Linked DNA regions of Homo sapiens: region 2 is linked to region 1. The links are chromatin loops, found by intact Hi-C in ENCODE. Cell type or tissue: mammary epithelial cell. All regions are shown on one strand. Each heading gives the region's core, and the rest is flanking DNA. Links, peaks and the distances in the headings are about the cores only. Region 1 overlaps POC1A (POC1 centriolar protein A). Region 2 holds the start of GPR62 (G protein-coupled receptor 62).

The links. A loop is a pair of places that touch in the nucleus more often than their neighbours do. Peaks named below come from ENCODE experiments on the same cell type or tissue, not always from the same donor. Only the 100,000 strongest peaks of a DNase experiment are listed, where the experiment ranks them.
Region 2: it touches region 1 in a loop (4-fold over the local background); 44 of 110 quality-filtered maps call a loop at or near these places.

The regions. Positions count from the first base shown.
Region 1 is chr3:52,142,922-52,145,814 of GRCh38, forward strand. The region is part of intron 6 of POC1A (POC1 centriolar protein A); the gene reads right to left. Among named protein-coding and RNA genes, the nearest start is that of POC1A, 10 kb to the right of the region's middle. In mammary epithelial cell, for the core only: a CTCF peak has its summit at 1,536 (motif pointing left); a DNase peak (open chromatin) is centred at 1,510.
Region 2 is chr3:51,955,220-51,958,107 of GRCh38, forward strand. GPR62 (G protein-coupled receptor 62) reads left to right here and starts at 162. Exons shown (of 1, transcript NM_080865.4): 1 at 162-2,280. The coding sequence starts at 434. The coding sequence ends at 1,540. It overlaps PCBP4 (poly(rC) binding protein 4), which reads right to left. Exons shown (of 14, transcript NM_001174100.2): 14 at 2,239-2,888. The coding sequence ends at 2,842. RefSeq lists an enhancer at 822-1,410. In mammary epithelial cell, for the core only: a CTCF peak has its summit at 1,435 (motif pointing right); a DNase peak (open chromatin) is centred at 1,332.

The DNA.
Region 1 (2,893 bases), core at 205-2,704:
CAGAGGATGAGAGGTATGTTCCCCCTACCCAGGGAGCTCAGATCAACCTGGCTCACTGCACCCCTAAGGGTCAGCCTAGAGGCTATGGGATGACTCCGCTATCCTGTGAACACCCACCACTGGCCACGGCATTGAGCAGGGAGCTCAGGGGGAACCGGCTGTGTTTATGGGGTACTCCAAATCCTGCTAAGCCTCCAATCTACACTAGGGGTGGCTTAGGGATGAGACACTGCAGGCCCACTGAGAGGCTGTCATAAGAGGCAAGGCCAGAAGCACAAGCAGACTGCAATCTCCCAGCAGGGCCTGTCAGCCCACACACTCAGCTCCACTCAGGACTCAGCCCCTGGAGCTCATCTGAGTCCATCCACACCTCCCCAACCCTGCCATCATGGAGATCCGCCCCTGCCCTCTGCCAAGCCTGCTCCCTCCAGGTCCCCAGCTCCCTCTCCCCAGTACCCACCGCTCTCCTCGGCTGCTCTGCATTGCTCCACCTCCTGACAACCCTCTTCACAAGACCCCACTCTCCTTCACTCCCCAGCCTCTGCCCTCCTCAGCTCTCCCATGCTTGGAGACGGGGTTCATACCTCTCACTCTGGCTGCTTTGTGGACCTTTATCTTCTGTGGCCCCTCAATTATAGGGGCTCAGAATGTGACCTCAGCCATTCTCACATCCCAGATCCCTGGGTCCAGCTGGCCCCTCCACCCCAACAGGGTCAGCTTCTCTGCTTCTACTCAACCTCTGCAACCCATCCCCCACTCTGATGCCAGCCCCTACTTTGATACCAGGCACAGCTGGACACCTACCCATCACTGGGACACATGGGGCACACCAGCCCCCAACCCCAGCAGGCTCTGGACACCGCTATCCTCTCAGATGTCCTTCTTCCCTTCATACCTTAAATGACGAGGCTAGTCCTAGCACTGCCAATCAGGCCACATCTTTGGGACCCCGAGCCAGAGATGGCATCCAAGGCCCTTCCCAAGGGGTACCTGCTGTTATACCCATGAACACCAGGCCCAGGCTCCTGATCCATCAGAGATGGGTCTGGACCCTCCCAGGGTCACCTAGACATCCTCTCTGCCCAGTGTCAGGACTTATGTAGCACAAACCACATACCTAGCCCTGTGTTATAACCCTTTTGTGGCTTTTCCCATCAGAGCCTCACAAAGCCATGAGGAAGGCCTATTGCCACCCCCTTTACAGAAAGGAACCACAGCATGTGCTCCTGACCACTGTCCTGCCTCGTCGCCTTCCACTCCCATCTCTCCCTGTCCAAGTCCTCCCTCCTCTGCACCTGCCCACGTTCCCCAGGCAGCTGGGCAGATGTGCCCCATCCCCAAGCCCCAGCCCTTCACTCAGGCCTGGCCCAGAGCAGAAGGCTGAAGGAAGGATAGGAAAGATATGGGCTCCAAGTGGAGGCAAGCCCCACTGCTCTTCTGTTCCAGAAGCCTCTGTCTGAAAGAGCATTGGTAACAAACCTCAGGGCTTCCTATGGAGGGGGGTGGGGTGGGGGAACAGGTTCTTGTGGCTGGCCCCTGCCACCTGGTGGTGCTGTAGGGTACTACAGGCCTTAACCAACCAGGTTGGCCTCACCAGCCCAGACAGGACCAAGACAGTGTCATTGTCATCATCACTAACATTGTACCTCCTTCCCCCCATTTTGTGCCAGCCACCCTCTCAATTCTTGATATGAAACAACTCATTAAACCTCCCAACACCTCCTGTGAGACAGGCCCCATCATTGTCCCAGAGGCCCCACAGAGTCAAATGACCTGCCCAATATCACACAGCCAGGAATGCTTTAAAAGCCAGCTGCAGAGCCCACTCTCCACCATGTGCTGTTCAAGATTAGGATCTTCTCCCCATTCTGGGAAGGTGTGCTCACCTCTGTTACCCCAAAGAAAGTGCTGTACTTGAACACCAGGAGTCAGCTAGGAAGGGTGTGTGTGTGTCAGGGGTGGGTGGGGTCGGAACCCCACACCTGTGTCCAGCCATGTCCTTCCCATTTCAGGTGTGGCTTAAGGAAGCGAGCCCAAGAACTTTAAGCTTAGTCCCAGGTTAACAACCACGGTTCTTCAAACAACTCCAGCTCTGCCTCCTTCCTGGTCTCGGCCCTGGTCCAGTCTTGCTCATCTCTGTTTTGCCAGCTACACAATTCCCAGTTTCTCCAATGACCCCTCACCAGCTCCCTTCCCTGAGCCCATCCCTGGAACTGGGGCGCCTCATGGCCCTGCCCACTCATACTTGCTCTCAGGCCAGTTCCCTACCCAGTACTCTCAGCGAACTCATCCTGGGCATGTCTAAGTCTGCCCTCGCCCTCCAACTCCCACCTGGAGCCTGACATGAGCCCATGCCCACTGCCCGCCACCCTGCCTTCCAAGGGCTACCATCCTGGGCCTGGCCCCTAGCTAAGTCAACCCTCCCTATGACTCTACATCTGCGGAGGACACTGTAAGACCAGAGGTGGCCACGGTCCCACCAATGCTGGCCTCTACTGACAGCCCTGTTCCCTTTACCACAGGTCAAGGGCTGTCACCTTGGCCCTGGAGGGCAGAGCCTCCATCACCAGGAAAGGCAAGTGGCATGCCCCTGAGAAGTGGTCCTCAAGGGAAGCCCTGACCAGAGCCCCAGTGAGGACTCCCCATCTGGCCCTGCAGTATGTGTGAGATTCTGCCACTTCGGAGGTGAGCATTGACTGGCTCAGTGGAAGCCAGGTAGCACCAGGCTCCATCTCCTGGCCAAGGTTCCAAGCCAGGCCAGCCATGCCACAGACTCCCACCCCTGGAATCCCAACAAACCCAGGACACCTTCCTGCCCAAGGCCATCTCAGACCCATTTAAGCACTACAGCACAGGACAACATCCAACACCATCACAGTCCCACCAGGGCTGC
Region 2 (2,888 bases), core at 389-2,888, 190 kb before region 1:
GTGCCTGCTCTGTCCTCCACCCCTCCACCCTAGAGGCACCCCCAAGCACTTCCACAGCAGAGCCTCCAGCCTTCAGCTGGCAGCTGCTAGGACCCAGGGGGCTGGCGCCAGGCCCTGCCCCTCCCTTGCCAGCCGTGTGTGGCAACATCAGAGTGACAGCCAGTACCATCTCCGACAGGGGCTGAGTTGCTGGAGCTGGGCTGGGGCAGGGGAGAAAGACAGCAGACTCATCCTTGCACCCCTCCATGGGCCTGGCCAAGCCCCCAAGAGGATGGCAGCCTGGGCGTCGGAGCCACCTCCTGGGCAGCCAATGAGGTGAGGGGCCGGAGGAGCAAGGGACAAGAGGAGCAGAGGACAGGTGATGGAAATCCTGCAGCTTTAGGCTCCATTCTGCCATCTACATCCCAGCGCAGGGTGAAGCCTGAGAGCCCAAATGGCCAACTCCACAGGGCTGAACGCCTCAGAAGTCGCAGGCTCGTTGGGGTTGATCCTGGCAGCTGTCGTGGAGGTGGGGGCACTGCTGGGCAACGGCGCGCTGCTGGTCGTGGTGCTGCGCACGCCGGGACTGCGCGACGCGCTCTACCTGGCGCACCTGTGCGTCGTGGACCTGCTGGCGGCCGCCTCCATCATGCCGCTGGGCCTGCTGGCCGCACCGCCGCCCGGGCTGGGCCGCGTGCGCCTGGGCCCCGCGCCATGCCGCGCCGCTCGCTTCCTCTCCGCCGCTCTGCTGCCGGCCTGCACGCTCGGGGTGGCCGCACTTGGCCTGGCACGCTACCGCCTCATCGTGCACCCGCTGCGGCCAGGCTCGCGGCCGCCGCCTGTGCTCGTGCTCACCGCCGTGTGGGCCGCGGCGGGACTGCTGGGCGCGCTCTCCCTGCTCGGCACGCCGCCCGCACCGCCCCCTGCTCCTGCTCGCTGCTCGGTCCTGGCTGGGGGCCTCGGGCCCTTCCGGCCGCTCTGGGCCCTGCTGGCCTTCGCGCTGCCCGCCCTCCTGCTGCTCGGCGCCTACGGCGGCATCTTCGTGGTGGCGCGTCGCGCTGCCCTGAGGCCCCCACGGCCGGCGCGCGGGTCCCGACTCCACTCGGACTCTCTGGATAGCCGCCTTTCCATCTTGCCGCCGCTCCGGCCTCGCCTGCCCGGGGGCAAGGCGGCCCTGGCCCCAGCGCTGGCCGTGGGCCAATTTGCAGCCTGCTGGCTGCCTTATGGCTGCGCGTGCCTGGCGCCCGCAGCGCGGGCCGCGGAAGCCGAAGCGGCTGTCACCTGGGTCGCCTACTCGGCCTTCGCGGCTCACCCCTTCCTGTACGGGCTGCTGCAGCGCCCCGTGCGCTTGGCACTGGGCCGCCTCTCTCGCCGTGCACTGCCTGGACCTGTGCGGGCCTGCACTCCGCAAGCCTGGCACCCGCGGGCACTCTTGCAATGCCTCCAGAGACCCCCAGAGGGCCCTGCCGTAGGCCCTTCTGAGGCTCCAGAACAGACCCCCGAGTTGGCAGGAGGGCGGAGCCCCGCATACCAGGGGCCACCTGAGAGTTCTCTCTCCTGAGCAGGAGAAAGGAGGGTGGTTTCCGTGGGGGCTCATCCAACCCCTGCACAGGTCACAGCAGGTGCCCTGCTGGATATCTGGGTCTGGAACAGGAGGAGAAAGGGTGTCTGCTGCCTGGTGAGGCCCACGGACTTCTGAGAGCCAGGAATCCTGCGGTCTGGGCCCAACACTGCATAGCACTGTGCATAGGCCGACCCTTCCTTAGGCCTCAGCTTTCCCATCTGCACCCTGCAGCATCTCTAAGGGCCCCTCCAGCATAGGTGGTTTGTGAAACTCACAGGTGGTCCCCAGGCCAAGATGGGCAGGTGTCACAAAGAAGAGGGCCCTAAGGGCTCACAACCAAAGTGATCCGCCAAGCAGGGCAGTATCTGGGTTACAGCCACAGCAGGAAGAACCACTGGAGAGACACTCAGAAGGACTTCCCTGACATCTGCACCAAGGAGAGTCTGGACAAAGCTACTGAAACTCCTCCACCTGCTTCTAAAATGCCCAGAAGACAACTGGACCAGTTTGGTATTAGAAGTAGGAGGCTGGACGACTTCACCCCCAAAGGGTCCTGAAGCCCCAGAACTGGCATGTGGAAGGGGCTGAGGCCTAATTGAGGTTGGTGGATTCACACATGGGGGTCCTCCAGGACCTCAGCTGCACCCATTTTCTGGAGGTTTTGCTGCCCACAACACCAGTATTTCACAACTTCCTGGTCGCTGAGAATATTTATTCAAAAACAGGGATTGAAAAAACTGTACAGAGTGTCTGCTGCTGAGAACTGGGCCCCTGCCCCATGCCACTCCCCCAGCTACCTGGCAGTGCCCCCTCTTTGGGGTGCCCCCTGACAAGCCCAGCCAGTTCATTCCAGTCAAAAGGGTATCAGTGGAAGCAGCAAGAAATCTGCAGGTGGTGGGGAGAGAAGCCTGGCCCCAGCTACCCAACGGGCCCTCCTCCCTGACTCCCACAAGGATGCAGTAGGCCAGGAAGCCCTAAGGGATGGGGAGTGCGTGAGTGACACCCGCCATGGTGGGGGCACTAGGGAGTCTCCTGGCTGCTCCCTGTATCCAAGCACAGAGCTGAGGAGGTAGGGCCCCCTGCCCTGGGGCTGCCGCAGCTCAGACCCCTGGGCCAGAAACTGCCCCCACTCTGAGAGAAAGAACTCCCATAGATGGAGGCAGGGTAGGGGGTGCATCCATGCGTCTGGGCGTTAGCGGCGTTTGGGACCCCAGGGTGGAGTCTCCTTGGGCGGGTAGGGTGCAGAGGCAGCCCCCTGCTGGTGGTCCTGCCTGCCCCTGCCTGTACCTCAGCTGGCCTCAGTAGGGGGAGAATTTCTGCCGCTCAGCCTTCTTGCTCCCATTAG